Regions from separate parts of the Homo sapiens genome. Here region 1 is linked to region 2. Evidence: read pairs that join two places in POLR2A ChIA-PET (ENCODE). Cell type or tissue: PC-9. All regions are shown on one strand. Links, peaks and the distances in the headings refer to the core of each region. The heading gives the core; the rest is flanking DNA.

Region 1 (5,382 bases), core at 120-5,119, 120 kb before region 2:
TCCATACCAGCTGGATACTTTCCCTAATAAACAGATCTCTGTGCAGTACACTGCAGAACTGAGCATTCTTCCAAAGGGAAGGAGAAATCCTGTTGCCTCTCTTTACTCAATCTGGTTGAGCTCCAGGCATGGCAGCTATGCAAGATGAGATGACTCTGCAGAAAATCAACACCACCACTTGCAGCTAGAATGCCTCTTTTTCCGTGTCAACTGCTAGGAAAGCCAGCAGGGCAAAGACTCAATGGAGAAGAGATAGGGAGTTGGACATAGGATATGGCAGTGTAAACAAAGGGAGGAAGCCACCAAGGAACAAGTATAATAAGATGTTTAGACAACCTGTTCATGCATTTACTTTGTTAAGTAGGATTTAAATTACAGAGATCCTCAATTTTGAAGTTTTTTTTCCCCCAAATAAATATTCACAATAGAAAGAAAATGTCCATTTTCTAGAATACAGAATTATACCTGAAGCTGAAGAGATTTTCCTTTGTTCAAAAATATGTACATATATACACAATGCTGATGTGCAAAACAAGTACACAGATGTGTATTTAAAAAGTAAAAACTTCTATGTGATACTCTAATAGTGAATACAGACAACAAATTTGTCCAAATCCATATAACGTACAACACCAAGAGTGAACCCTATTGTAAACTATGGACTTTAGTTTACAATGATGTGCCAATGTAGAATAATGTGCTGTAACAAATGTTACACTCATTTGTTACACTCCACTCTGGTGGAGGATGTTGACAATGGGGGAAACTATGCATGTGTTGGGATAAGTTGTATATGGGAAATCTCTATACCTTTTGCTCAATTTTGCTGTGAACCTAAAACTACTCTTTAAAAAAATAAAGACAATGTATCATATCTGTGTGTGTATACACAAAAATATATATGTACATCTATAAATAAAAGTAAAAAAGATTGGGGCTGGGCGCGATGGCTCATGCCTGTAATCCCGGCACTTTGGGAGGCTGAGGCGGGAGGATCAGGAGTTCAAGGCCAGTCTGGCCGACATAATGAAATCCCGTCTCTACTAAAAACACAAAAAATTAGCCAGGCGTGGTAGTGTGTGCCTTTAATCCCAGCTACTTGGGAGGCTGAGGCAGGTGAATCGTGTGAACCTGGGAGGTGGAGGTTGCAGTGAGCTGAGATCATGCCATTGCACTCCAGCCTGGGCGACAGAGCGAGACTCCGTCTCCAAAAAAAAAAAAAAAAGATTGGAAGGCAATATTATATAATAAAAGATGATGGTGATTATCAGTCTTGATGATTAAATAAATATGATAATCTGTTGTCTTCTAAAATTTTTAAAAATGAACATGGATTATCATTATTTTTAGACAGGCTCTCTCTTTGTTGCTCAGGGTGGAGTGCAGTGGCATGATCATGGCTCACCGCAGCCTCAAACTCCCAGGCTCAGGTGATTCTCCTGCTTTGGCCACCCCAAGTGCTGGGATTATAGGTGTGAGCCACCACACCTGGCCAGAATTATTTTTTTAATAAGAAAAAAACTCAAGACAGAAGATTATACCTGACAATAATGAAATCATGGTATTAATCTACTGGCACAAATGCTCAAATGCATTTGTAGTTGATTAGAGAAATGTAATTTTGGGGAAATTAGATTGTTTTTTCTGCTTACAATACTATTAAAATTTGCTTGCATGGCCTAAAATATACCATTTGAGGAGTAGTTCTTGAGTGGGTGGCACCAGAGACACAGGGAAGCATGCATGAAATAAAACAGGTTGATCAGTCAGAATCTGACTGTATTTCATATTTATCATGTCTATATTCTTTTACGTGTTAAAAGTCAAGCTCAATGGGAAACTTGACTTTCAAGTTTGCAGCTTCAGTCACATGAGCTCCTTTTGACTACAGATATTTGTCCTTCATAAAAATTAGTCTCAGGGAAACAGTTGGGAGGGCCCCATAGAACGAGTGACTCACAAGTTTTCTATAGATAACACAAAGATTCTTTCCAATAATACAAGAGCAGGATATATCTGAATCCTTGTGGAAGTATATGTAAGAGACAACAAAGCCAGGTGTCTTGCAAATGGAAAAGCCAATGACAGTTTTGCAGTATGATCTACAACCAGAAATGCCAACACATACTGGTCAGTTAAAGTAATGGAAAAGAAGTCCCCCTCCCAACTCACAGCTTTTCATGAGTAATTTCATAGCTAATATACCACTATGAATCACTCTAGACACATATATCCTAGAGTGTCAACAAGTTATTTCAGGGCACAAGCCTTCAAAGGCATAGTCTGAGTGCCTCATGAAATAAACTCTTGAATATTCAGAGTGAGGTGGATCCAGTTTAGTCAGTTCCTGAGCATTTATTCTCCTTCTCTTCTGTTTCCCAGCTTCTAATCATTTCACAGTTCATAAACGTCCTCAAGAAGAGAAAGGAAGTGAAATTCAAACCAACTGATTTACTTCCTTGTAAGCATTTTTGGTGAAAGTGTGTGGGAAGTGGACACAAAATGAGGTTTTGGCATTCTCCATTGATTTTAATTATTCTTGTTAACTTTGTTCCCACTAAATGTACAGATAAGAACTAAAACTCTAACACTTGAGAGAAAAATAGACTTTAGAAGCTTTCAAAATCTACCTGTCAGAGAGGTCTCCTTGGGCTAATTACAAAAGGTCACTAAATGTTCAGGAACCATGAAGAACAATTTTTAGTCACCAATTTTTTGGTAATCATAAAAGTAGGGACTCAAAGTGTAGCTACAAGGTTTCATATGTTTGAAAGTCCAGTAGTCTCTTGTCTCTCAGTTATATAGTAGCTCCCACCAGCTCTGCTCAGATATATCAGAACTTAGACACATTTGGCAGATTTGAGAGTGATCTTAAAGGATCATCCTATTTGGGGCCAGGCGCGATGGCTCATGCCGGTAATTTGGGGCCAGGTGCGATGGCTCATGCCTGTAATCCCAGCACTTTGGGAAGGACTAGGTGAGTGGATTGCTTGAGCTCAGGAGTTCGAGACCACCCTGGGAAACATGGTAAAACCCCATCTCCACAAAAAATACAAAAATTAGCTGGGGGCTGGTGGCACACGCTTGTGGTCCCAGCTACTCAGGAGGCTGAGAAGGGAGAATCACTTGAGCCTGCGAGGCTGAGGTTGCACTGAGCTGAGACTGTGCTACTACACTCCAGGCTGGGCAACAGAGCGAGACCCTGTTTCAAAAATAAAAATAAAATTAAAAATGAGGGCCAGGCATGGTGGCTCATGCTTATAATCCCAGCACTTTGAGAGGCCAAGGCGGGCAGATCACCTGAGGTCAGGAGTTCAAGACCAACGTGGCCAAGATGGCAAAACCCCGTCTCTACTAAAAATACAAAAATTAGCTGGGTGTGGTGGTATGCACCTGTAGTCCCAGCTACTCGGGAGGCTGAGGCAGGAGAATTGCTTGAACCCGCGAGGCAGAGATTGTAGTGAGACGAGATCGTGCCACCGCACTCCAGCCTGGGCGACAGAGCGAGACTGTCACACACACGCACACACACACTAAAAGTAATAAAATAATTAGGAAGTGATGAGGTTTGAGTACTTATCACTTTTGTCTTTAAAGTAAGTTACATTTTATTTATGTATAATAAAATTTAATAATTACCCCTGCCCATGAGTCCATATGGGCTAGCGTTAGCACACCACTTAAAGTGGCTTTAAAACTTACCAGGAACACATGCTCAAATATCTGTGTAGGGCTATCCATTTGACCAAGGATCACTATCATTTCATTGTCTATAAATTCCTTGAATTCCCGCAAGTTGCACACCATTTGCATTTCCAACTCTGTTCTTATCTGAAACAAAGATGATATATTGGACCCATCTCTTAAAGTCCCTCTGTACTTTCAACCATGCACTATTTCCAGCCCCACACCTACTGTTATCCCACTGCTAGCCTTGGAACAAACAAGGACTCAAGGTCTCTTACCTCTTTGGATGTAATATTCTCCAAATCCTTCTGCATCATGATCTCCCTTAATTTGGTTTTAATTAGCCTTTCTGTTCGTTCACGTTCAGTAGGTCTGAGAAGAGAGAAATAACGATTATTCTTAAACGATATTCTTAATAACGATTATTCTTAAATGGGAAAGAAAGAAGAATGATCCTGTCTTCTTCAATAAGGCAAATCCTTTTCCAAAATCGGTTCTAGAGATCAACAACTTAGAGCGTGGGTCCCCAGTGAGTACCGGTCAGTGGCCTGTTAGAAGCCGGGCAGCAGAACAGGAGGTGAGCAGCGGGCAAGCATTACTGCCTGAACTCCGCCTCCTGTCAGATCAGTGGCAGCATTAGATTCTCATAGGAGCGCAAACCCTATTGTGAACTGCACATGTGAGGGATCAAGGTTGTGTGCTCCTTATGAGAAGCTAACTAACGCCTGATGATCTGAGGTGAAACAGTTTCATCATGAAACCATCCCCACTCCACTGCTCCGTCTGTGGAAACTGGTCTCTGGTGCCAAAAAGGCTGGGGACTGCTGACTTAAGAGCCCTTCCATCCAGAATGCTTTCCTTTTAATGACAACTCTCACAATATCTCTGTGAAACACTTATCCTTTTCTATAGGGAGAGGAAACAAACAACTGAAAAGCTAAATGACATGCTGATAACCATGCTGGGGCAGGAGAACTACAACGCTCAGCCTAGCCTAATGCTCTACCTGAAGGATTATGTCACTTCCTTTAGTCTTCTGACTCTCTTAAAAATAAAATCACCCTTGGAACTTTAATATGAAATCAAACTAGGTAGCTGACTCTCCAATTATTAGAAAGGTAGTGGTTCAATGTAACTGGATACTCCTCCTCTAAAGCATTATTTCAGATTATGCAGAATTTGAATGAGGTTGACAGAGAGTACTTTGTTTCATCTCCTCCCCAACTCCCACCACCTACTCAAGAAAGGTATCTGGCTCTGCACCTCCTTATTTGGAGATGAAAATGGACTAAGCTTTCAGGCATCCTGCCTGCCCTTGCTGCCTACAGCCTTATCACTGGTTGCAAAAATAGCTTTGGTAATCTCCAAAGATGGATGCTCCAACCCCACAACCTTGGGGCTTCCCACCACTTGGACTCTTAATTTCTCATGAACCCTACAGAATACAGCTAATACCTGAGCTGTTTCTCTTCAACCAGCCAAGGTATTCCTGTCTTAACTAGGATTAAAATTCTTATCCATGCTTTATTTGTCCTAGACATAGCTAATGGTAGAAAATAAATGTATAATTTCAGTCTTCCATTAAAAATAAATATTGGGCCAGGCACAGTGGTTAATGCATGTAATCCCAGCACTTTGGGAGGCCGAGGTGGGTGGACTGCTTGAGCTTAAGAGTTTGAGACTAGCCCAGGCAAT
Region 2 (5,382 bases), core at 117-5,116:
AGGTCAGGAGATCGAGACCATCCCGGCTAAAACGGTGAAACCCCGTCTCTACTAAAAATACAAAAAATTAGCCGGGCGTAGTGGCGGGCGCCTGTAGTCCCAGCTACTTGGGAGGCTGAGGCAGGAGAATGGCGTGAACCCGGGAGGCGGAGCTTGCAGTGAGCCGAGATCCCGCCACTGCACTCCAGCCTGGGTGACAGAGCGAGACTCCGTCTCAAAAAAAAAAAAAAAAAAAAAAAAAAAAGAGTAATTGGGGGCTGGACGCGGTGGCTCATGCCTGCAATCCTGGCACTTTGGGAGGCCAAGGTGGGTGGATCACCTGAGATCAGGAGTTAGAGACCAGCCTGGCCAACATGGTTAAACCCCATCTCTACTAAAAATAAAAATAGGCTGGGCGTGGTGGCACGCACCTGTAATCCCAGCTACTCAGGAGGCTGAGGCAGGAGAATCACGTGAACCTGGGAGATGGAGGTTGCAATGAGCCAAGATTGTGCCATTGCATTCCACCCTGGGCGACAGACCAAGATTCCATCTCAAAAAAAAAAAAGAGTAATTGGGGGCCGAGGCAGGTGAATCGCTTGAGGTCAGGTTACAAAAATTAGCTGGGTGTGGTGACGGGTGCCTGTAATCCCAGCTTCTTGGGAGGCTGAGACAGGAGAATCACTTGAATCCAGGAGGCGGAGGTTGCAGTGAGCCGAGATTGCACCCCACTGCACTCCAGCCTGGGTGACAGAGCTAGACTCCTTCTCAAAAAAAAAAAAAAGAATAATTAGGGAAGTTGTGAATCCTATGACCTCCTGAATAATGGTTGGTGATATTTAGAATTAGTCATGTCATTCTTCTACACATAGATCTATCAAATTGAAACTCCTCTGCTTTTAAGGTATAGACAGTTACCTTCTTACTTTCCTAAAACACATTAGCTCCTATTTTCAGACTTTTGATGATATCCTTCCATTCTCCCCACTCTCCTATGTTTGGAATGCTACCCTTTTCTTCTGTTCTCCTATCTAAATCCCATTCATTCATCATGACTCAGCTCTGGCCCACATTGCTTTTTTCCTCTCCTCTGCTGCAAATTTTATTTTCATTGCTATCTTTGAAACAACTGAGGAAAAGACCAAATTTTCTTTTTGTTTTGTTTTTATTTTGCTTCATTTTTCCCTTATAAAGACCAAATTTTCAAAGGTGAAGAATTTTTTCAGCAGATGGTGAGTAATTTTTTATGTCCATGAAAGACTAAAGAGGAAGAAACCAGGCTTAAAAATAGGGGAGGGTTTCAGCTGAACATGAAAAATAATTTCTTCATTTTCAAAGTAATCAAAAAAAGTATAATATATTATATGTATTGCTGGAATTGAGAGAAGAAATGTAAAACTCCTTACTTTATACAGTTCTTATCTTGGGGTTGGCACACACAAGAATGAAAGAATTCTACTATAATTAAAATTAAATTAAGATCTCAAAGTACTTTGTTTCCTATCATAACTATTCACTATTCACCTTAAAAAAGGTGTCCTGAGATTGCAAGATATATTTCAGTGCAATCTTGTTCATTTTTATTTATCATCTTATAATTGTATTAGGTTGACCCATATGAGACAGCTGTTTACAGTTAATATGTTTGAATATTGGCGTTTCATTTTTTTTTTTTTTTTTTTTTTTTGAGACAGAGTCTTACTCTGTTGCCCAGGCTCTGGAGTGCAGTGGTACCATCTCTGCTCACTGCAACCTCTGCTTCCCGGGTTCAAGCGATTCTCCTGCCTCAGCCTCCTGAGTAGCTGGGATTACAGGAGCGTGCCATCACGCTCAACTAATTTTTGTATTTTTAGTAGGGATGGGGGTTTTGCCATGTTGACCAGGCTGGTCTCGAACTCGTGACCTCGAGATCCACCCACCTCGGCTTCTCAAAGTGCTGGGATTGCAGGCGCGAGTCACCGCGCCCAGTCCGTTTACTTTTTTTTTTTTTTTTTTAGACGGAGTCTGCCTGTGTAGCCCAGGCTGGAGTGCAGTGGCGCGATCTCGGCTCACTGCAAGCTCTGCCTCCTGGGTTCACACCATTCTCCTGCCTCAGCCTCCCCAGTAGCTGGGATTACAGGCGCCCGCCATCACGCCCGGCTAGTTTTTTGTATTTTTAGTAGAGACCGGGTTTCACCGTGTCAGCCAGGATGGTCTTGATCTCCTGACCTGGTGATCCACCCGCCTCGGCCTCCCAAAGTGCTGGGATTACAGGCGTGAGCCGCCGCGCCCGGCCCTGTTTACTTCTATAGTTATTTTCCTGGCTATTCCCCGGTCAGCAAAGTGGGTCATCACACAAGAAAAAGTTGAGTTCATAAATATGCAAAGGAAATACTGGCATCAAATTTCATCCATTTATCTTTTGACCAAATAGTGAGACAAACAGGTTGGAAAGGTTCCCTGGCAAAACTCCAGCCAGCCTGCATACTGAGGTGGAGCTTCGGGAAGTTCGCACAATTTGCATGGGGAGGAGCCTGGCCCCTCCTCTTCCTTTGTGAAACCTGGGATTCAAACTGCAAGGCAGGAAGGAACCAGCAGGAATTCTAGCCTTGCAGAAAGTCCCTGTTCCCCCTTTGTTTTCCTTTTTGCCCCATAAATCCCATTATTCTCACCCTTCAATCATCTGTGAGCCTAAATTTTTGTTGCCATGGGACAATAACTCTGTCTTTAGCTGAACTAAGGAAAAGTACTGCAACAATAGTCAATGATATAAAACCTGATTTTCTGTAATTATGTTATCTTTTTATGCCTGTCTTCTGAGAAAAAAAAAATATTGCTGGAGTTCAAATATCACAAAAAGGTGGCCAGCCATGGTGGCTCACACTTGTAATCCCAGCACTTTGGGAGGCTGAGGCAGGAGGATCACTTGAGCCCAGCAGTTTGAGACCAGCCTAGGCAACATAGGGAGACCCTGTCTCTACAAAAATAACAGAAAATATTAGCTGGGCATAGTGGTGCATGCCGGTGGTCTCAGCTACTTGGGAGGCTCAAGTGGGACTGAGCCCATTACTGTATCGCTGCACTCCCGCCTGTGTGGCAGAGCAAGACCCTGTCTCAATCAATCAATCACAAAAAGGGGCTAGTATGGCATAAATACATTGTTTCTTAATTGTGGTAAAATAAACATAAAAATTTCCATCTTAACTACTTTTAAGTGTACAGTTCACTGGCATTAAGTACGTTCACAATGTTGTGCAACCACCACCACTATCCATTTCTAGAACTTTTTTCATCTTCCAAAACTGAAGCTCCGTACCCACTAGGCAATAACTTCCCACTCCATCCATCCCCCAGTCACCATTATTCTGTCCGCATGAATTTGATTATTCTAGGTATCTCATGTAAGTGGAATCATACAGTATTTGACTTTTTGTGATTGGCTTATTTCACTTAGCTTAATGTCCTCATTTTTACCCACGTTGTGGCATGTCAGAACTTATTTCCTTTTTAAAGGCTGAACAATATTCCACTGTACATATAATACCTCATTTTGTTTATCCATTCATCGTTGATGAACACTTGGGTTGCTTCCATCTCTTGGCTATTGTGAATAATGTTGCTATGAACACGGGTGTATGAATCTCTTAAGACCCTGCTTTCAATTCTTTTAGGTATCTACCCAGGAGTCCAGAAGTGGAATTGCTGGATCATATGATCATATTCTATTTTTAATTTTTTGAAGAATCACCATACTATTTTCCATTGCAGCTATGCCATTTTACATTCCCACCAATAGTGCACAAGGCTTCCAATTTCTCCATATCCTCACCAACGCTTTATGTTGATAGTGGCCATCCTAATGGGTATGAGGTAGTATCTCACCGTGGTTTCAATTTGCATTTCCTTAATGATTAGTGATTTTGATTTTTTTTTTTTTTTTAAGAGACAGGGTCTTGTACTGTTACCCAGGCTGGAGTGCAGTGGAACCTTCTTAGCTCACCACAGCCTTTAATTCCTGGACTCAAGCAGTCTTCCCACCTCAACATTCTGAGTAGCTGGGACAGGTGTGTGACACCACACCTGGCTAAATTTTTTTATCTTTTGTAGAGATGGGGTCTTGCCATGTTTCCCAGGCTGGTCTCAAACTCCTGGGCTCAAGCAATCCTTCCTTCTCAGCCTCCCAAGTGCTGGAATTACAGGCATGAGTCACTGCATTCGGCCTTGAGCATCTTTTCATATGCTTATTGCTTATTTGTTTATCTTCTTTGGAGAAATGTCTATTCAAGTTCTTTGCTTATTTTTTAATTGGGTTGTATGATGGTTAATTTTATGTGTCAACCATCAACCTGACTGGGTCACAGGATGTCCAGTATTTGGTTAAATATTATTCTCGGCTTATCTGTGAGGGTGTTTCTGGATAATATTAACCTTTGAATCAGTAGACTGGGTAAAGCAGACTGTCCTCTCCAGTGTGGGTAGTCCTCACTCAATCTATTGAAGGCCTGAATAGAACAAAAGGCTGAATAAGGGAGAAGTTCCTCCTTCTGCCTTTGAGCAAGGACATTGGTCTTCTATTTTCGGACTCAGACTTGGACTCAGCAAATGGTGGACTGAGCCACCATTGGCTCTCCTAGTTCTTTAAGCCTTTGGACTTGGACTGGAACTATACCATTAGTTCTCCTGGGTTTCCAGCCTACAGATCTTGGGACTTCTCAGCCTCAATAATGTAAACCATTTACTTAGAATCAATTTCTTTCTTTTCTTTCTTTCTTTCTCTCTCTTTTTTCTTTCTTTCCCTCACTCTCTCCCTCCCTTCCTCCCTTCCTCCCTTCCTCCCTCCCTCTCTCCCTCTCTCTATATATATCTATCTATCTCTATGAGATACCCTTTTTGGTTCTATTTCTCTAAAGAACCCTGACTAATACAGATATTGGTCCTGAGAAATGGGGTGCTGAGGCTTTGAAACCAGGTAATGGGTAGAAGAGTTTTGAAGTGCATGCTAGAAAAAGCCAAGATTGCCATGAAGGGATTGCTAAAGGCAATTCTGGTGAGTGCTCAGAAAGGATAGAGGAGATCTGGAGAAAATGCTTCCATCTTCTTAGAGAATACATAAAGAACCACGAACAGAATATTTGTAGAAATATGGATGGAAAAGCCCTTTCTGACGAAGGCTCAGATGGAAACAAGAAACATGTTAGTGGACAATGGAGAAAAGGCAATCCTTGTTATAAAGTGGCAAAGAACTTGGGCTGGATTGTGTTTGTGTTCTAGTATTTTGTGGAAGGTAGAACTTGCAACAGTGGAATTGGACATTCAACTACAGTGGTTTCTAAGCAAAGTGGTGAAGGAGTGGTTTGGCTCCTTCTGGCTGCTATAATAAAATGCAAAAAGAGAGAAATGAATTGCAGAAGGAATAGTTAAGCA

What was found. ChIA-PET counts read pairs that join two places held together with the same protein. Peaks named below come from ENCODE experiments on the same cell type or tissue, not always from the same donor. Only the 100,000 strongest peaks of a DNase experiment are listed, where the experiment ranks them.
Region 1: POLR2A ChIA-PET joins it to region 2 with 5 read pairs; 8 of 35 experiments call an interaction of 5 or more read pairs at or near these places.

What each region holds. Positions count from the first base shown.
Region 1 is chr17:29,663,165-29,668,546 of GRCh38, forward strand. SSH2 (slingshot protein phosphatase 2) reads right to left here. Exons shown (of 16, transcript NM_001282129.2): 10 at 3,966-4,059; 11 at 3,703-3,831. Among named protein-coding and RNA genes, the nearest start is that of SSH2-AS1, 26 kb to the left of the region's middle. RefSeq lists enhancers at 67-361, 4,520-5,382 and a silencer at 67-361. In PC-9, for the core only: no CTCF peak of the experiment used is centred there; DNase peaks (open chromatin) are centred at 1,957 and 2,317; H3K4me3 peaks cover 1,639 bases; H3K27ac peaks cover 4,120 bases.
Region 2 is chr17:29,783,850-29,789,231 of GRCh38, forward strand. All of the region lies in intron 3 of SSH2 (slingshot protein phosphatase 2), which reads right to left. Among named protein-coding and RNA genes, the nearest start is that of SSH2, 140 kb to the right of the region's middle. In PC-9, for the core only: no CTCF peak of the experiment used is centred there; a DNase peak (open chromatin) is centred at 2,402; H3K4me3 peaks cover 499 bases; H3K27ac peaks cover 2,864 bases.